4 separate regions of the Homo sapiens genome follow, and regions 2, 3 and 4 are each linked to region 1. A link is a contact called in ENCODE Hi-C or POLR2A ChIA-PET data. All regions are on one chromosome and are shown on one strand. Each heading gives the region's core, a stretch centred on a gene start or an enhancer-like site at or near the end of the contact. The rest is flanking DNA. Distances are from core to core; before and after follow the strand shown. Region 1 holds the start of UBE3B (ubiquitin protein ligase E3B). Region 2 holds the start of RPL6 (ribosomal protein L6). Region 3 holds the start of ACAD10 (acyl-CoA dehydrogenase family member 10). Region 4 holds the start of CRY1 (cryptochrome circadian regulator 1).

The links. A loop is a pair of places that touch in the nucleus more often than their neighbours do. ChIA-PET counts read pairs that join two places held with the same protein, here RNA polymerase II (POLR2A). Pooled maps may share reads with other maps.
Region 2: a map of CD4-positive, alpha-beta T cell shows a loop between it and region 1 (11-fold over the local background). The contact joins the promoter of RPL6 here to the promoter of UBE3B in region 1. A Hi-C loop is called at or near these places in 1 of 168 maps with a recorded cell type or tissue (CD4-positive, alpha-beta T cell) and 5 of 50 pooled maps. POLR2A ChIA-PET finds 5 or more read pairs at or near these places in 2 of 52 experiments (AG04449 and BJ).
Region 3: a map of CD8-positive, alpha-beta T cell shows a loop between it and region 1 (4-fold over the local background). The contact joins the promoter of ACAD10 here to the promoter of UBE3B in region 1. A Hi-C loop is called at or near these places in 1 of 168 maps with a recorded cell type or tissue (CD8-positive, alpha-beta T cell), 1 of 37 single-sample maps with no recorded cell type and 4 of 50 pooled maps.
Region 4: a loop to region 1 is called in a map of CD8-positive, alpha-beta T cell, with 18 times the contacts of the local background. The contact joins the promoter of CRY1 here to the promoter of UBE3B in region 1. A Hi-C loop is called at or near these places in 1 of 168 maps with a recorded cell type or tissue (CD8-positive, alpha-beta T cell) and 7 of 50 pooled maps.

What each region holds. Positions count from the first base shown.
Region 1 is chr12:109,474,589-109,479,251 of GRCh38, forward strand. It overlaps UBE3B (ubiquitin protein ligase E3B), which reads left to right and starts at 3,046. Exons shown (of 28, transcript NM_130466.4): 1 at 3,046-3,521. It overlaps KCTD10 (potassium channel tetramerization domain containing 10), which reads right to left and starts at 2,712. Exons shown (of 7, transcript NM_031954.5): 1 at 2,672-2,712. The coding sequence starts at 2,674. RefSeq lists enhancers at 1,625-2,360, 2,869-2,958.
Region 2 is chr12:112,406,756-112,411,321 of GRCh38, forward strand. RPL6 (ribosomal protein L6) reads right to left here and starts at 2,850. Exons shown (of 7, transcript NM_000970.6): 1 at 2,832-2,850; 2 at 1,665-1,901; 3 at 1,485-1,583; 4 at 1-135. The coding sequence starts at 1,901. RefSeq lists an enhancer at 2,481-2,660.
Region 3 is chr12:111,682,318-111,687,562 of GRCh38, forward strand. It overlaps ACAD10 (acyl-CoA dehydrogenase family member 10), which reads left to right and starts at 3,736. Exons shown (of 21, transcript NM_025247.6): 1 at 3,736-3,922. It overlaps BRAP (BRCA1 associated protein), which reads right to left and starts at 3,639. Exons shown (of 12, transcript NM_006768.5): 1 at 3,394-3,639; 2 at 829-990. The coding sequence starts at 3,475. RefSeq lists enhancers at 1,962-2,663, 2,664-3,365, 3,366-4,067 and a silencer at 3,412-3,511.
Region 4 is chr12:107,091,590-107,096,601 of GRCh38, forward strand. It overlaps CRY1 (cryptochrome circadian regulator 1), which reads right to left and starts at 1,960. Exons shown (of 13, transcript NM_004075.5): 1 at 1,215-1,960. The coding sequence starts at 1,372. RefSeq lists silencers at 1,792-2,021, 2,352-2,431 and an enhancer at 2,102-2,251.

The sequences.
Region 1 (4,663 bases), core at 1,796-4,295:
GATTAGAGCCCACTATTCTAAAAAGCACTGTACCCCTTATTTAAGCTACCATTAACTCCACGGTCTTGGCCCAGTGAATTCCTGACCTGACACATTAAAAACAAACCAAAACACCATAAACCAAAGCCAGCCCCCACTTCACAGCTTCAGAGCCACAGGGAGGAAGCAACTGTATGCATGCATGAAAATACAAAAATCAGCTGAAGGGGGAAAATCATCGACTGAAAAGGAGGCTCAGGCAAGTACAGTAGGAAAAAACGCACCAAATCCCTGACCCCACGTTTTCTATATGCTTCTCTGTAGAAGTCTTGTGTGCCTGTGTGTGTGTTAAGGAAAACGGGATAGTCTCGGCAAACCTGGATTGCAATCCAGTTCCACCATTTCCTTCGTGAAATTCAAGCAATTTAACCCAAGTCTCAGTTTTCTAACTTGTAAAATGGAGTGTTAAAGCCATAATCTTCAAAACCCTCAGAGAATGAATGTTAAAGCATTTGGCACCTAGTCCTTTGTGTAGTTTCCTTTGGGCGTCTCAAACATTGGGATCAGTGGTTCCCAACCCTGGCTACTAGAATCACCTGCGTGTGCTTAAAAAACATGATGCCAGGCCAGGCACAGTGGCTCACACCCATTATCCCAGCACTTTGGGAGGCTGAGGCGGGAGGATTGCTTGAGCCCAGGAATTCGAGACCAGCCTGAGCAACATAAGACCTAATCTCCACAAAAAAATTAAAAAAAAAAATTAACCGGTCATGGTGGCACACACCTGTAGTCCCAGCTACTCGGGAGACTGCGGTGGGAGGACTGCTTGAGGCAGGGAAGGTGAGGCTTTAGTGAGCCAAGATAATACCAGTGCACTCTCCAGCCTGGGCGACAGAGCAAGACCCTGTCTCCAAAAAACAAAAACAAACTCACACACACCTGTGCTTGCCTGGGCTACACCCCAGATCAATTAATCAGTATCTCAGAGATGCGGAGGGGTGGCTGATCAGTCACTAGTGTTTAAAAAGCTCTTTGGGGGATTCGGATGTGGGACCAGGGCTTACTGCCACCTAGCTAAGGTATTTAACCAGCTTTATCTAAGAGTTGCCAGGGATGTGAGGCAAAGCATCACCTCAGGGGATTCCTACAGCAAAGAAGTTTAAGAAACACTGTATTGAGGCTTGTATAAAACCTTCCCAAACTGAGGGCATTTCTACAACTCAGAAAAGTCTGCTGTTACATTTCAACTAAACTAAGTCACATAATTGCAGCATTTTACATCCAAAATTTGCTTATAAGACAGCTACCGCCAATTGCAACTTCCATCAAATGACATTCTCTCCCTGTGTTTAATACACAAACTCTTGGTCTATTTCTCTCAATGTTCTAGTGAGAAAGATGTTTATCATCAACCCCACTTTTTTGGGGAGAAAACTAGGAATCACACCTATAAGAGCCCTCTGACTCCCAACTCCTTTGCCCCTTTCATTACACAGTCCAAATCAAGAAATCATTAGTCTAATCCCTTGCAGGGCTTGTTAAAACCGATAGATGGGCTCCACCCCAAGAATGTCTGATTCAGTAGTCTCTGACAGGGCTTGAAATTTCAGCCATTTTGAATAAGTTACCAGGTGTTGCTGCTGGTGGGACCAGAGTTTGAGAACCACTGGTTTATGCTGCCTTCTTCCCATCCGCTGGTCCTTATTTTGCACAAAATGGAGCGGACTAGTCAACGTCAGCTACAGGATAACTGACTTTTCTTCAGCAGCGTCACTGGGACTGATTTTCCCTTAAGACTGCACTTTCCAGGGACGTGACAAACAAGCAAGCAAGTAGAAAGAAGATCTGGGCCAATCTTTGGTCATCTCTACCCAGGGACAATGAGCTACTCAGGGAACAGACCCTTGAGGATCCCAAGCAGACAAACCCCACAGCTGAGAGACAGATCTTGAAACATCCTCCGCTCCTTAGGCGTGGTCACCTCTGGCCTCAATGGAAGTTACAGATAGGTACCCAGGCGCCAGCTGAGGCACTGAACTCCGTGGCGCAGGTATCCTAACCTCAGGCCCCTGGCATCTCTCCCCAGGATTCCAAGCACTGAACGCACATCAGCCTGCTGGGCTCTCTCGATTTCTTTCCCTCACTGGGCCGTGTGTTCAGACGCACCTGGGAGCCCCTTCCCCACTTCCTGGAAACTCAGCGACTCCAGCCACAACCTCCAAAACGCCAAACGCTCCGCCCCAAGGAATCCTACCTCACCTTCTCATAACCTGCCCATTCATTCTCCTTCATAATCCTCCAAATCCTCATTTTCCACCCCCAAATGTCCGTTTTCAATTGATATCTCTTTGTTCTCCTCGCAATCACCAACTCCCATCTCCAACCAGCACTCAGGACTCACTTGGAGACACCCCTTCCTCACGCACACACGTATCTACTCCGCAAGCCCAAATGTGCTTCCCGGATTCCTAACCGCCAGGGAGCCTCCCTACCACCACCCCCGCCCCTAATTCTCCACCCAAAGCCCTTCCCCCACCCCGGGCCTTTCCCCTAACCAATCCCCCAAATGCCTCTCCACTATCGTGACTGCCCCTCATCACACCCCCTCCTCTCGGTCCCTTCTTATACTCTGCTGCTGCCCAGCTCCCTCGGCCGCCCTCAACCCCTAGTCCATGGGCACCGCCCTCCCTACCATGAAAAGTCGGAGGACGCAGGAGTCTCCAAACCCGGACTGAGAGAGGCAGGAAACACCCAGCTCACGCCAGCCGGGGGCGGAGGCGGGGCCGGAGCGATAACTTCCGCTGTCCGCACCCCACTTCCGCCCCGCAGAGGGCAACGTCTTAAGCCGTCCGTTGTGCGCCTAGGGGCCAGTTTTCTTTCCAGCCTCCCCGGCCGGAGTGGGTTCCAGCTTTTCTCGGCTGGGGAGGGCATTTATCCCACCTCCGCTATTTCAGCTGCCAGAGGGGAGGCAAGGTGTGGGGAAGTTTTCCTTCCCGGGCGAAGAAGCTCTGCGGAACTGTCATTTTCCGGAACTGGATGCTTGCTTCCTGGCGGGGTTCTGAAAGCGAACACCGCGGGGCAAGATGGCGGTAGTGCGTCGGCTGCTGCCCCGGGTCTGGCAGAACTCGGGTGTTTTGGGCTGAGACAGTGGCAGCTGCGGCCCCGACCCCAAGTGCGGGGACCTCCGGCGAATAAAGGTCGGCCTGCGGGTAGGCCGGTAGGGCCTGCGGTCCGGCCTGCGGGAGAACTGGGTCGTCAGTCCTCCGAGTGGTGGGGCTGGGGACTTTGAGGGAGTTGGCTCTAGGGCACAGTCCCTGCCTGGCCAGGTCGGAGGAACAAGTGCTGGGATCTGGCGTGTGTGCTCCAGGGGCTCTTTCCGCGGCCCTTTCCACCTCTTTTCACTTTGGGGACGGTAGGCCTTTATAAACGGACTAATGCTGGGTGATTTGTTCCTGTGGTTGTTGATGCCGAGGAAAGACTCTGGGCCCCAGGACTCACCTAAACTGGAGTTCGAATACTGTTCGCTCGCTGTGTGACCTTGGGTGAGTTCCCTCACCTCTCTGAGCCTCAGTTTCCTTCTGTGTAAATGGAGTAATTAGCAGGTTTCACAGAGGGTGTGAATACGTTTTAGTACCGTGCCTGACACCTAGTTCTGAATAAAGAAAAACTTGATCGTAATTTAACTCCAGCTTAGCCCCCACAGGCAATCTTGCACTCTCAACTTCTCTTTGCTTGGCCATTCTGTGAACGGGGGAGCCCTGGATCTTGTTTGTTTTACTTAGTGATAAATAACTGTTTTGGATATACATGGATTCAGATTCAAAAGCATCCACCTTAGATAGGCTGTAGCTTTCAATAAATAGTAGCTGTTAATATGAATAGTCTCTTTAAGTCGTGTTTCCTATTCTTTAAATAAAAATTAGATTATTGAGGCTGGCCACGGTGGCTCACGCCTGTAATCCTAGCACTTTGGGAGGCCGAGGCGGGCGGATCACCTGAGGTCAGAAGTTCAAGACCAGCGTGGCCAACATGGTGAAACCGCATCTCTACTAAAAATACAAAAATTAGCCGGGCGTGGTGGCGGGCGCCTTTAATCCCAGCGACTTGGGAGGCTGAAGCAGGAGAATCACTTGAACCTGGGAGGCGGAGGTTGCAGTGAGCAGAGTTCGCGCCGCTGCACTCCAGCCTGGGCAACAAAGTGAGACTCCGTCTCAAAAAAACAAAGATTATCGAGAACTGATAGAGCTGTTGAAAAGACAAGTTGGTTAAATAATCTGTGCAGTGTCTGATACACCGTCTGCCCAGAACAAGTGGTGGTGGTCATTAAACCTGGTGGCCCAGCTTTTCCTACTGCACAGGGACAATCCTCTTGGCTTAGTCAGCAGTTGGTATTTATGATGCTTCAGCTTTGGAAATATAGAGGTAAGACAAGAGTCTGAATCCTGCCTCTTAGTTATTACAGCCTTGACTCTGCCACATACTAATGGTCTAGACTGGAGTAGATGAGATCATGAATGATCTTCTCATAGGACTCCTCTCCTTATTAGATGAGATCACTTATAAAGGACTTGACACATAATGGGCACTCATTTACTTTTTTAAATGATCTTGGTTATCACCAACCTCTTATTTTCTAATCTTTCTACCTATATGATTCTTGTTTCCCTAACTAGATTGCAAGCTT
Region 2 (4,566 bases), core at 1,600-4,099, 2.9 Mb after region 1:
GTGGCGTCCAGTGAGGATGATCAGAATGGTCCCGGGGGTAATGCTGGCTCGCAGTTTTCTCACGTGCTGACTGAAGGGTTTTTTGCCGTGGCTCAACAGCTTTCGAGGCACATCTTCAGTAGGATAATATCTAGGCTGTGGAGAGTCCATAGATCCAACTTATTTAAATAAGCCATTCAGATTACTAGAAGCAAGCTATGTCAGCCAAACTTTTGCTACAGCCTTTTTATTTTAAAGTATAATACTGTATTTATATGATTCCATTTTCATTTCTGCTAAGTAGACTTGGAAAAGGTCAATTATGCTTCTGCATCCTGTGTGCAAAAAAGGAGACACCATTTAATGAATGAGATGTGTGCTCAAGCAAAGAAAGCATCAAGCAAGTCACCTTTGCAATCTTGAGCAAAAACTAAACCTCAGAGATTACACGTGTGACATGCCACATTTTGCAGATTAGGGATACATGGCTTGTTTTCCAATTCAAGTAAAGTGTGTCCATATCCTAGCCACTTCATCTGATCCTCACAGCAACAAGTCTTACTCCCACTTCATCCACAAAGGAAAACAAATTGCATAAAGCCAGACACTAGGACTGGCAGATCATTTATTGCAGAAGTTAGACACCATGCAAGGGCCATTAAAGACATGACTACAAATAACTCACAATAACCTATTTCCAACTATACCATATCATTAGTGCAGTCTCACTTTCACCACAAACATGATCACCTAATGGGAAAACGAGTTCACAAAACAACTGTCATCTTCCCTCTCATGCAGTAATCTTCAACTGTGAAACTGTATGGTGTTAACTTATTTGGGAATGTTCCCATAATGAAAATTACAGAGCAAATCCTGAGATTACATTGGGTCTTGTGTGTGGTAAAGGGGGCCAAGAAACACTGCTCTAGTGGGAAATGTTCTATAGAACAGGCTATGTATTATTTCATTTAATCTCCATAAAAACTCTTTGAGGTAAACCCTCATTCCCATCTTATCTTTTTTTGAGATGAAGCCTCCCTCTGTCGCCCAGGCTGGAGTGCAGTAGTGCAATCTCTGCCTCCCGGGTTCAAGCGATTCTTCTGCCTCAGCCTCCAGAGCAGCTGGGACTACAGGCACGCAACCAGCTAATTTGTATATTTTTACTAGAGATGTGGTTTCACCATGTTGGCCAGGCTGGTCTTGAACTCCTGACCTCAGGTGATCTGCTCGCCTCAGCCTCCCAAAGTGCTGGGATTACAGGCATTAGCCACCACACTCAGCCTCATTCCCATATTATATGCAAAGGAACAAAGCACAGACGAGTAATTTAAATTACTTAAGATTAACAGTAAATGTTGAAGCCAAGTTACAAACCCAGAGCCCTTTATTTTCTATCAGAAATTCTCCGGTATGCAGAAACTTACAGTATCTAAGTATTCAAAAACATCTTCACAGTATTCAAGCATAAACAGAAAATCCAATTTACAGTCCCCACATCTTACCATTTTGCGAAGTTTAACCACCCGGGTACCGCCGTTCTTGTCACCACCAACTGGTTTTGTAACAGTTGCGAGAACCTTCTCCTTCTTTTTCTTTTCAACCTACAAGGACACAAATGCATCAACAGTAAGAGAATGCCAATTAAGGTTAAGACATAATGGTCCGTGGTCCTCTTCCCTTACCTTGGATTTAGCGGCTGAGTACTTCCTCTTGTACATGGCCTTTCTGGAATACATGGCAGATCGGGAATACCTGCCAATTCCTCTGACAAGGACAGGGTTGCGGCTGCAATGGGGCTTCCCCTTCTTGGGCTTTTTAGCTTTGAGGTTACCCTTTTTCACCTTGCCACCAGCATCAACCTTCTTGGCTTCGGGTTTCTTCTCTTTAGTATCTGGCTTCTCAACTTTTTCACCCGCCATCTAAAAATATTTTTTTGTAGATAAAAAAAGGCATTTCACCAGTCATCTCTCTAACAAGACAATAATGAACCTGTACATGAATGGGCTGGGCTCCCCAGACTACAATCCCTCCCCCGGTAAGATACAGGCCTTCCTCTCAAACTCTACCCATTCTACTCCAACCTTCACTATGACTCATTTGGGGTTTGTCTCCCCAATACACTATAAACTTTTTTTTTGAGAATTTGAAACTACCTCACACCTATTAGGTTTTTTGCCAAATACTGAGCGGTCAGAAGTCCGTACAACCATTATTTTTTATTACTGTTTTGCGAATTAGAAAACTTAGATGCAGAATGTGTCCACAGGTTAGAAGCACCAAGACCAGAACTTGAAATCCCTTACTTTCAGTACCTTTCGTCTTAACCCTTAAGACCAGTGTCTCTTTTCAAGAAACTCGATTTAGGAATTGCGGACACAAACGGAATCAGCCCAAATTGAGCCAGAGAAAAAGATCGCAAAGACCAAGAGGCGACTTCCGGTCGGGGACGCTGGGAGACGCGAAACCTTTTGGCTTCAGTGCGGAACCCCAACGTGGCTGCGACAGGCTCAGTGTCATCCTCTGGAACCCAGGACCAGGAACACAGTGCACGCGCCGTCTCCCCGCTTCCTCTAACACCCACCAGTCTGCTACGGGTCCCCGAAAGGGCCTCGTTCCCCCAGCCCAAGAGAGTGGCGAAGAACCGGAGGGAGCCACTACGGCATTCTACCTCACCCTCTTTGTGCCCTGCCGCAAACCCAAACAACAAAAATGAAGCGTCTGGAAGGCCTCTCAGTTAGCCTTGGACATGTCCGACCCCTGTAGGTGTCGACTGGATGCCCTCCAGGTTCGGATGGCGAAGGATTGGGAGTCCTGAACTCAAGTCTTGCAGACAGGCCCGCGATTCTTACCTTGCAAGATGGGAAAGAGAATTAAGGTCCCGGCTTCCGGTCTATAAGCAATCATGGGAAGTGCGAGTCTCACTTCCTTCCGGATCTGGGGCATCATGGGGAATGTAGTATTTCCCCGTTAAGAAAAAAGTAGTAAATCCTAGGCCGGGTGCGGTGGCTCACGCCTGTAATCCCAGCCCTTTGGGAGGCCGAGGCAGGAGGATCCTCTGAGGTTGGCAGTTCGAGACCAGCCTGGCCAACATGGTGAAATCCCGTCTCTACTAAAAATACAAAAGGTAGCCGGGCGTGGGTGGTGCGTGTCTGTAATGACAGCCAGTCGAGGCGCGGAGGCAGGAGAATCACTTGAATCTGGAGGTGGAGATTGCAGTGAGCCAAGATCGCGACACTGCGCTCTAGGCAACAGAGCAAGATTCTCAAAAAAGAAAAAAAAAAAAAAAAGGGCCGGACACGGTGGCTCACGCCTGTAATCCCAGCACTCCAAAGATCGTGCCACTGCGTGCCACCGCACTCCAGCCTGGGAAATAGAGCCAGACTCAGTCTCAAAACAATAACAACAACAAAAAAAAGAAAAAAAGAAAAAAAATTAGCCGAGTGTGGTTGTTAGTGCCTGTAGTCCCAGCTATTCGGGAGGCTAAGGCGGGAGGATCACTTGAGTCTTGGAGGTCTGGGCTGCAGTGCAGTGAACTCTAATCTTGTCACTTGAGATTAGGTCAGTGGTCCCCTCTTCCCTTACCTTGGATTTAGCGGCTGACTACTTCCTCTTGTACATGGCCTTTCTCATTCCCGTCCTCCGGCCTGGCCTACAGAATGAGACTCTGTCTTAAAAAAAGTAAAAAAAAATTAAAGTGAGGATAACAATAGTAACTTACTTCATAAGGATGTTGGGAACATTAAATAATATATACAACAGTACTGAGAAGCATATTTGATTATTTGATGGATGGTAAATGCTACATAAGTGTTAGCTCTTTTTTTTTTTTTTTTTTTTTTTTTTTTTTTTTTTTTGAGATGGAGTCTCGCTCTGTCACCCAGGCTGGAGTGTGGTGGCACGATCTTGGCTCACGGCAACCTCTGCCTCCTGGGTTCAAGTGATTCTCCTGCCTCAGCCTCCCAAGTAGCAGGGATTACAGGCGCACACCACCATGCCCAGCTAATTTTTTGTATTTTTAGTAGAGACAGAGTTTCACCATGATGGCCAAGCTGGTTTTGAACTCCTGACCTCAAGTAATCCACCCGCCTCAGCCTCCCAAAGTGCTAGGATTACAGGCGTGAGCCACCGCACCTGGCGAACTGTTAGCTCTTGTTATTGTCACCATCACCACTACAATCATCTGATCATCAACATCCTAGTTGTTGTCAAGTATTCTGCTAAAGTTTATGCATGGGAGATAATAGGCAATATTGCATACAATGTGCCTTGCTTTATTTCATTTAATTCTCCCAACAACCTGTGAATGATACTATTATGAGGAAACTGAGTCTCAAGGACATTAAGTAACTTGCTCACAGCATAGATCTGATTCCAAAGATTGCACTCTTAACCATTAGGCTGCAAGATTAAAGAGATGATTAATGAAGATGCATGAGAGTTTTGCTCATGTTAGAATTAAAAATAAGAATATTTATTATCTTTTACAAAATACACAACACAGTATATGTGATAGTTCTTTACTGCTTCAAAGCCCTTAAGCCAACATGTACACATTTGTAATACCTTCTAGCTTGCGTTTTCCAT
Region 3 (5,245 bases), core at 2,486-4,985, 2.2 Mb after region 1:
TGAAACCCTGTCTCTACCAAAAATACAAAAATTAGCTGGGTGTAGTAGCGTGCACCTGTAGTCCCAGCTACTTGGGAGGCTGAGAGAGGAAGGAGAATTGCTTGAAACCAGGAGGTGGAGTTGCAGTAAGCCGAGATCATGCCACTGCACTCCCACCTGGGGACAAAGTGAGACTGTCTCAAAAAAAAAAAAAAAAAAAAAGAAAAGAAAGAAAGAAAAAATGAGCTGGCAGAGCAGGGGAAGGCACGACATGTTTATTTGGACACATTAATGATCTGCCACTGAACTAGGTGGTAAGAAATTCTCCCTGGTAGCCGGGTGTGGTGGCTCACACCTGTAATTCCAGCACTTTGGGAGGCCGAGGCAGGTGGATCACTTGAGACCAGGAGTATGAGACCAGCCTGGCTAACATGGAGAAACCTTGTCTCTACTGAAAATACAAAAATTACCCAGGCGTGGTAGAGGGCATCTGTAATCCCAGCTACTTGGGAGGCTGAGGCAGGAAGACTGCTTCAGCCCAGGAGGCTGAGGTTGTAATGACCCGACATTGCACCACTGCACTCTAGCCTGGGCAACAGAGACCCTGCCTCAAAAAAAAAAGTCCCCCCCGTCACTGAACTGAATTGTCAACTCCAACTGTTAGGATTAATTTGGAAGAAATATTTGGAAACACTAACATGTGGCTTAACAGTGTCATATAAAGCACACACGTAGTGAAAGACAAAAGTATGCTAGATGTTGAAATTGTAGGCTCATCAAACACCGTGTATAAAATAGGCAACCAGTGTTCACATTACAAAAGAGAGTCCAGGGTTTTAGAAAGCATACCTGGGTTGGACTTCATGGTCTCAATGATCACATCTGTCATTTCTCGACGGCCGAGATGCTGATGGATAATCGCTACTTTCTCTCCTGGTGACTTGCCTTCTAAACAGGCTACAGCTGAGGCTAGTGTCGTCTTTTTTATCTCCTCATCAGACATTTCCCCGGCTAAAGAACACATGAATGATTAATACAAGGTAATAAAACAAGCTCCTCTCTGTTCTCTATTCCTCTATCATTAGGTTTTCCTTTTCTTTCTCCTGCCTTCCGCCAAGATGATAAGAAGCCTTTGTAGTATCCATCTCACTCAACTCTGGGACCACTGCAGTACACAGCAAAGAGTCAATAAGCAGCCAGGACAATATACTCAGAAATGCAGGGCTGTTCTACTGAAATCATGCACTTTATTTTTATTTTTTGAGACAGAGTCTCACTCTGTCACCCAGGCTGGAGTGCAGTGGTGTGATCTTGGCTCACTGCAACCTCCACCTCCCAGGTTCAAGTGATTCTCCTGCCCCAGCCTCCCGAGTAGCTGGGATTACAGGCACGTGCCACCACGCCCAGCTAATTTTTGTACTTTCAGTAGAGATGGGGCTTCACCATGTTGGACAGGCTGGTCTCGAACTCCTGGCCTCAAAGTGATCCACCCGCCTTGACCTCCCAAAGCGCTGGAATTACAGGTTTGAGCCACTGCGCCTGGCCCAAAATCATGCACTTTAAAGCAAATCGCCAAAGAGGGAGCCTTAGAGAAGATGCAACAGTGATCATGCCCAGATGAGCTAACATTTTAGTAACACCTGATAAAATGAAATTGTGTTCAGCCCAAAATGAAGCTATCAAGTCCATTAAAAAAACAAAATTTCAAAAACTTGTAGGGGTAGTCTTAAACATCCTGGCTTATGCTCATGCCATGAACCAAGCCATGAACATCTGTGATTACTGTCTTAAATCAATGAAACACATGAAAAGGGAAACGGAATTTGGAGACTTAACTGAAATATCCCTAATACATGCTCTGTCAGGGCAGGGACAAGGCCTGTTTTGCCCACCACTGTATTCCCAGCCCTTATACCACAGTGCCGAGCACACAGAGGAAGCCCTCTAAATGTTTGATGAATAAATGACTACATGACTGACCCATGCAGATGTCTATATGCGGCTAATATCAATTTAGCTGACTCTCAGAACTCAGAAGCCACTTTTAGCCTTTGGAAAGGTGCTCATAAGCTATAAAGTCATATTCAATCTTTAATTTGCAGCTTCAAAGGTCACGTCCTCAGGAAGTTCCCAATGACACCATCCCTACCTGCCCCCATCCCTCTCTCCAAACCAAACACATCTTCTTGTAATACTTTCCCAAATTGTTTCTCCTTTCCTTCACAGCACTTACCACAGTTGTAATTCTACACATATTCTGCACTTATTTAATTCATCTGTTTCCTCCATGATACTGCTGGTGCCATTAAAACAGAGACGCTGTCTGATTCAGCACACAAGGAAGGCTCCAGCAGATATGAGCATAAGTTTTTTTTTTGTTTTTTTTTTTGAAATGGACTTTATCTCTTGTCGCCCAGGCTGGAGTGCAGTGCCACAATCTTGGCTCACCGCAACCTCCACCTCCCGGGTTCAAGCGATTCTCCTGCCTCAGCCTCCCCAGTAGCTGGGATTACAGGCACCTGTCACCACGCCCAGCTAATTTTTGTATTTTTAGTACAGACAGGGTTTCACCATGTTGGCCAGGCTGGTCTTGAACTCTCAACCTCAGGTGACCCGCCCGCCTCGGCCTCCCAAAGTGTGAGGATTACAGGCGTGAGCCACCGCGCCCGGCCAAGTATTTCTTGAATGAATGTTAGTTAATTATCTGAGGACCAAGGAACAGAGCCAGAGCTGCATTCCCCACTAAGGAGCTTCCTCACTTGTGTTAATGGTGTAAAAAGCTCAGACTCAAGTCCAGCTCACTGAGTTAGAATCCCAGTTTCACCCATTACAGATAACCTTGGGCAAATCAATTAATCACTAAGCTTCAGTTTCCCAATGTGTAAGAGGTACATGTCACATCCATCTGCCTCTTAGGGCTGTTGCAAAGATAATTAAAGAATACAATACACAAAAGGTGCTTAGTACAGTGCTGGGATATAGGAAGTGTCCAAATTTTAGTTATGACTATGGTTAGGGGGCACTTCAATGGATATCGTTCCAAAAGGGAACAATTTAATTAACCCAGGGACCGTCCAGCGTTGCTGGGGACCCAGTCCCTGCCTTTACGAAGCCCATAGGGAAGCAAGTGAGACAAACACACCACTCGACTATCTCGAGAGGGAGACGCGCCAGGTATAAACTAAATGCCCTCAGACGGCACAGGGAGGGAGGTTCGGGGCAGGGCTTCCCTGAGATAACAAACGGGAAGGCCTCTCAAAGGCGGATGGGAAAGAGAGGGATCCCGATTACCTCTCCGTGTCTTCCTGGGCAACAGCCCTCGCCGCGGGCTTTTCCCGGGCCAGTGCTTTGGGAAGGGAAGCCCTCCGGGCCCAGACCCGGCTACAGGGAATGCGGCGAGGCCGCGGGACTCACCCGCGGCGCTGAAGCCGAAGCCGGCGGGGACAGGCGAGTGTTCCGCGAGCTCCAATCGGATAACAACCAGTGACACACTCATAGGGCAGGCGCTGGCCGGCGCGGGCCCCGGCGGGCTCAGGCGAGGCTGGAAGGCGAGCCGAGAGGCCGAGCGGCCCGGGGCCGGCAGCGCCGCCACCACCTCAATGCAGTTGCCGCCGCCTCAGCAGCAGCAGCTCCTCGAACAGCCCTCGGAGCCACAACAACCTCCACTTCCGCCTCCCGGCCGCCGTCGCTGACCTGCGGTTTACGCATGCGCGCAGGACCGCGCACAGCGATTGGGCGGCGTGGCAGGGGTCACCCACTGCTCTTCCGGACGCAATTTTGAGGAGGTCGGAGCGGAAGGACGTCGTGGAGATTGCTTGCGCTGGGGTGCCACACTTAGGCTGAGCTGCAGGTTTTCGCACAGTCGCGAGTTAACCTCTGCTTGCTCCAGAGGCCTCGTCCTAATCCACCTCGGCTGACGGCGCGGGATCCCTGGCTCCGCGAGGTCTCCGAATTGTCCGAGCTATCTGCTATGCAGAACTTTGCCCCTTTTGTTGTGTTTGACTCCTGTCTCTAACCCTAGTCTGGATGGTTTTGTTTCTGTCCCACTTTACAGATAGGTACAACGAGGCTCAGAGAGGTGAAGTTCCTTCTAAGGGGCCGTAGAGAGTGGAGAGTCGATCGCTGTTCAGATAGCGATCTGGCTGGGCGCGGTGGCTCACGCCTGTAATCCCAGCCCAGAGGCTTAGGCGGGCGAATCACCTCAGGTCAGCAGTTCGAGACCAACCTGGCCAACATGGTGAAACCTCGTCTCTACTGAACATACAAAAAATTAGCCGGGCTTGGTGGCGCGCGTCTGTAGTCCAAGCTACTTGGGAGGCTGAGACAGGAGAATCGCTTGAACCCGGGAGGCGGAGGTTGCAGTGAGTCGAGATAGTGCTAGTGCACTCCCGCCTGGGCAACAAGAGCGAAACTCCGTCTCAAAAAAAAGAGAGAAAAGATGGTGATCTGCTGGTTACGAGCATAGTGCTGCAGTTAGACCGGGGTCCTCCTCCCCACCCTGTCACTTCACAAATGTTTACTGAGAGTCTAGACACCCTTGGGATGCTTGAGATACGTTGGCGTATAAGATAAACACAGTTCCTGTCCGTACTATGAGGTTGACCTACATCAGCAGTTGTGCAGTCTTGAACTAGTATAGTCATTGCATAAAGTTGGCATGATATCATGTCCTCATGCAGTTGTGAGGATGAAATGGAATTATGTATATGGAGATAACATTAGCTTTTCTGAGGCTCAGCATTCTTTCCAGTATGTCAGAGTGGCTTTTGTATGTAGATACTGACACAATCAATGCATATGGGACACATACATGACAGGATGCTACTCTAGGTACATTGTATAATGATACATATGTAAGTACATAGTACATTCTAGATGTGTGTGTGTGTGGACATAGTGCGTTCTAGATGTGTGTGTATCTGGACTATGACATGACCACAAGATACATGCGTATATAGATCTTGTGACTACATCCTATGAAATACGTTTCCATATGCCCTGTTTAAATCAGGGTTTCTCAACTCTGCACTATTAACATTTTGGGTCCTGATTATTCTTTTTTGTTTTTGGCAAGGGGGCGGGGTGTCCTGAGCATTGTAGAGTGTTTAGAAACATCCCTGGCCTGACCCACTAGATGTCAGTAGCACCTCTCCCCAGGTGGTGACAACCAATAATGTCTCTGGACCTTTCCAGATGTCTCCTTGGGGTTAGAAAACATAACCCTGTTGAAGAATCACAGGGTTATGTGAAAGTGCATAAACCATAC
Region 4 (5,012 bases), core at 710-3,209, 2.4 Mb before region 1:
CTCTGCTCATAATCCTGCAGTTATTCCCATTTCACTAAGTAAAAACCCAAATCTTGAAAACTGCTTATAAGGCTCTCTTCAATCTGGCCCTAAGTCAACTCTGACCTCATCGTCTACTATTTTTCCCTCACTTATTCTGCTCCAGACATACTGGATTCTTCTGCTGTTCCTTCCAAAGGTCAAGCATATTTCTGCCTTTTCCCTTACTCTTCCCTTTGCCTGGAATGGTCTTCCCTTAGATATCTGCATCCCACCACCTCCTTCAGGTCTGCTCAAGTGTCACCTTCTCTGTGACTTTTCCCCCGATCATACTTAAAATTGCAACCCCATCCCTACCCTTGTATTCTTTATCCCTTTACTCTGCTCTATTTTTTTCCACAATACTTATCACCACCTAAAATACTACATATTTTACTTTCTGCTTGAAGACATGACTTTCTGTCTTTCACTCACTGCTATATCCCTAGCATTTAAATCAGTGCCTGGCACATGCTAAGTGATCAAGAGTCTATCTGTTGAGCTATGCTTTTATTTCCACCAGGGGGCCTAACAATCATGTAGCCTGGTGTTTCAGGAAAAGATCATAAAGCATCTCTAAGATTTCTTTCAGTGCTCTGATCCCTAGAAGGACTACAACTTGCCTAGAAAGAAAAACTGTGCTTTGTCTCGGCAACCACAAGGAGGAGTTGAGAAAAAGAACCGAGCAGAGAAACCAGATAATGCTGTTTCCCTTGCTTTTCCCACAGTAACCTCAAGGTGGAAGAACACTGGATCTGGAGCCTGCTGTACTGAATGAATGATTTTTCTCCATACTATGAGTTACCTAGACACAAACGTAAACAGGAAACATCACAATCCTTCCGAATGCCACAAAAAGGCCAAGGGAATCCATATACAATGGCCACTAAGGACAGGAAAGGTGTTTCTTTAACTCCAGCACTAAGAATTCTCCACAAATTCAGGGGAGGAGCTCCAGTTAGCACAGAAAGACACATAACTCACTGATGAAGACCGAGTGTTTCAGGTCGTCAGTACTCTTTGGCCAGAGAAGTATTAAGTCAATTCTATTTAATACTTAGGGCACCTAAAATTCGTAAGCGGTATAAGCAAGACAGTCCCACGTCTAAATTCACAGATTTGGCGGATCGCATGGAATTCATTAACATCAGACTCATTAAACACCCAAATCCATTTCCCACGGGCTTGTGACTCACCGCCACCTGTTGATGCCCACATTGGAGGAGCCGGCGAACCAGGGGTCCAGGATGTAGACGCAGCGGATGGTGTCGGCGCCCTGAATGCACTCCTTCAGGGCGGGGTTGTCGTGGAGCCGGAGCCCCTTTCGGAACCAGTGCACGGCGTTCACCCCCATGCCGGGGGGCGCGGCGGGTCCTCCACGGAGAAATTCAAGGAAGGAGGCTCCGGCTCATAGCCGACACCTTCGCTTCCAAGAGAATTGCCTCACCCGGGGCGTGAGGAAAGGGCGGCAGAGGGGGAACAGGAAAAAATGACTCCGAGGAGGGGACCGGAGAAGGCGGGGGCGCCGGAGGCGCAGTGGAAAGATGAATGGAGGTTGCCTAGTCGGCGGAGTCCGGGTGTGACGCCCTTTAGGAGCCCGCGCCCGCCGCAACCGCCTGGAGGCGACGCATAACTTCGAGGGCCTCGGACCTCCGGAGCCTGAGCAAGTTCCAGGAGCTCGAGCCGCCACGACGGCCCGAGCCGGCACGGACGGCCCCAGGAGATTCGTCACGGAAACCTCGCCCCACCAAGGCGGCCCCTAAAGACAAAACGGCCCGCCCGAGGTGAGTCACCGAGGAGAACCGGAGGGGAATGAGCCCCTGTCGGCGACGCTGTCTCTCGGCCCGGGAGAAAGGACCGGGAACGGAGGCTAGAGGCGGTGGTCGAGGCCGCTGGACGGTTGCCGGCCGGTGACCGGTCCCGAGGCTGCCCGGGTGACTCTGCCGCCGCCGCCGCGTCAGCGGCCTCGGCCCCGCCCCCGGCTCCTCATTGGAGGGCGCGCTCCCCTCGTGACCACCGGCACCTCACGTTTCTGAAGTGTGTTTACTACACTGGCTCGGAGGGGTAATCTGCTCGCGCTTCGGTCGCTTTTGGAGGAGCGGCAGCCGCTTGATCCCAAACTTGTTGACCCTCGTCCACACGCTGAACTCACTGCCTCTGCCCCTTTCCTGTGCCGACTGGTGGCCGTCCCTTGGAAGCAAATCGCGTTGACCACAGGCCCCTTGTGAGGGAAGGCTTAGCCCCGCCCCCAAGGGCCATGAGCGGCCACCATTGGCCGAGGCTCGCTGAGACCCGGATGAGCACGGGGATGCGGGGAGCTTGCGGGCGCGCGCGCTGCTCCGTTAGGCGCGCGTGCGCTCTCGCTGCGTTCCAGAGGGTAAGGGGGCGGGGCCGGCGGGCAGGAGCGCGCTCGGCGATTCCTCCCGTGGGATTTGGGGAGGGCCTGGAAATTGTCCGGTTTCCTTCAGGAGCCAGTGGTGGAGTCGGGCGGAGAGTGAGGGGAGGATGGAGTGGAAGGAGGAGAGTGGGAGGCTCCACGTACATTTCAAGTCCAAACCATGTGCTTCAATCCTGCTTTGGCCAGAGAACCCTACTTTGGAGATTGTGGAGCTGTGCCCCTCCACTCTCCTGGCCCTTGGGTGCCTCCTCCCCCTTGTACATACTCTGGGGAAAAGGGTAATTGGCAGGACGGATGCCAGGCATTCCTGGACTTCCTGGAATTTTTTTAATACTAGCGATATATATCATCAACCTTTCACCCCTCGTCTCTTACATTTAATGTAGTTTACCGGTCTCTTTGAAACTGGACGTTTGTCTACTTTTCCAGCGACAGTGAACTGCAGGCCATGGCATCCCTTAGATATATGATGCCCTTAAATTCATTCAATGATTACTTTTTGAATGAACTAGGCACTGTTCAAAGCACTAGAGATACAGGAGATACTTAATAAAACAGACTAAAACCCCACCCCTCCTGGGGTTTACAATTTGTCTCTTAACCTTTGCTGTTTTTTCCTCTATAAAATACTCTTCTTTGGAATCCAGTACTCAATATTACCACCTTTGAGCTACCTAGGATATTTCTACGCATCCCTTTAGACTCAGATGAAATAATAACTAATTTCTGAAAGTATTCCTGATCCCTAGGGCAAATTTAGGACCTCCCTGGGTTCTCCAAGTATGTTTCTGTTACATCACTTTTCACACTACCGTGAAAATTAGTTGAAAAGTGCCCATTCCTAGCAATACCAACTCAGTAATAGTACTTATTATCATAATAATGTGCCTCTGATTCCCTCTGAAGTGTGATTTCTCAAGGACTGGGTCTGTATTCAGTTTTCTTTTGTTTTTATTTTTTGCATCAACACCAGAACAGAGCCTGACATAGGCAAATGCTTATTTAATGAATGAATGAGTGAGTGAGTGAGTGCTGTTGGCCACCAGTGTGTTTGGCAAAGTTAAAAGAAAGAAGGAGATGGCAATTCTTATTGGTTGAATTGTGTGTCCCCAAAATCATATAACTCTCAATGACTATAAATGTGGCCTTATTTGGAAATAAGGTCTTTGTACATGCTCAAGTTAAGATGAGGTCATTAGGGTGCACCCTAATCCAGTGTGATTGGTGGCCTCATATAGTGGAGAAATTTAGACACAGAAATACATATACATACAGGGAAAATACCATGTAAAGATTGGAACTGTGCTGCCACAAGCCAAGGAACTACTGGAAGCTAGGAGAAAGACCTGGAACAGATCCTTTCTTAGCACCTTCACAGGACTGTCGCACTGCTGACACCTTGATTTTGAACTTCTGGCCTCTAGAACTGCGAGACAGTTAGTTCCTATTGTTCTAAGCCTCCCAATTTGTGGTGCTTTTTTACAGCAGCCCTAGCAAACTAGTGCAGCAATAAAGTAAATTCAATACTCTAGAGAGCCAATCTGTCTGAATAGTCTTCCCTACTTCTGCTTCTGTTGCCACAAGAAGTATATATCAGCCTTTCTTTGGTTCTGTAAGAATACTTTTAAAATTATATATATGAATGATATGGTTTGGCTGTGTCCCCACACAAATCTCATCTTCAATTGTAGTTCCCATAATCCACACGTGTTGTAGGAGGGACCCGGTAGGAGGTAATTTAATCATGGGGGCAGTTACCTTCATGCTGTTCTCATGATAGTGAGTGAGTTCTCACAAGATCTGATGGTTTTATAGGGGGCTTTTCCCCCTTTTGCTTAGCACTTCTCCTTCCTGCCTCTATGTGAAGAAGGTTGTGTTGGCTTCCCCTTCTAGCATGATGATCAGTTTTCTGAGGCCTCCCCAGCCATGCTGAACAGTGAGTCAATTAAACTTCTTTCCTTTATAAATTACCCAGTCTTGAGTGTGTCTTTATTAGCAGCATGAGAACAGACTAATATAGTAAATTGCTACTGGGAGGTGCTGCTATAAGGATACCCAAAAATATGGAAGCACCTTTGGAACTGGGTAACAGGCAGAGGTTGGAATGGTTTGGAGGGCTCATAGGAAGACAGGAAAATGTGGGGAAGTTTGGAACTTCCTGGAGACTTGTTGAATGGCTTTGACTAAATTACTGATAGGGATATGGACAATGAAGTCCAGGCTGAGGTGGTCCCAGATGGAGATGATCTTTTTGGGAACTAGAATAAAGGTGACTTTTGCTATGTTTTAGCAAAGAGATCTGTGAAACTTTGAACTTGAGAGAGATGATTTAGGGTATCTGGCAGAAGAAATTTCAAAGCAGCAAAGCATTCAAGAGGTGTCTTGGGTGCTGTTAAAAGTATTCAGTTTTATATATTCACAAATAATATGGCTTGGAATTGGAACTTATGTTTAAAAGGGAAGCAGAGCATAAAAGTTTGGAAAATTTGCAGCCTGACAATGTGATAAGAAAGAAAAACCTATTTTCTGAGGAGAAATTCAGACCAGCTGCAGAAATTTGCCTAAGTAATTTGGAGCCAAATGTTATTCTCCAAGA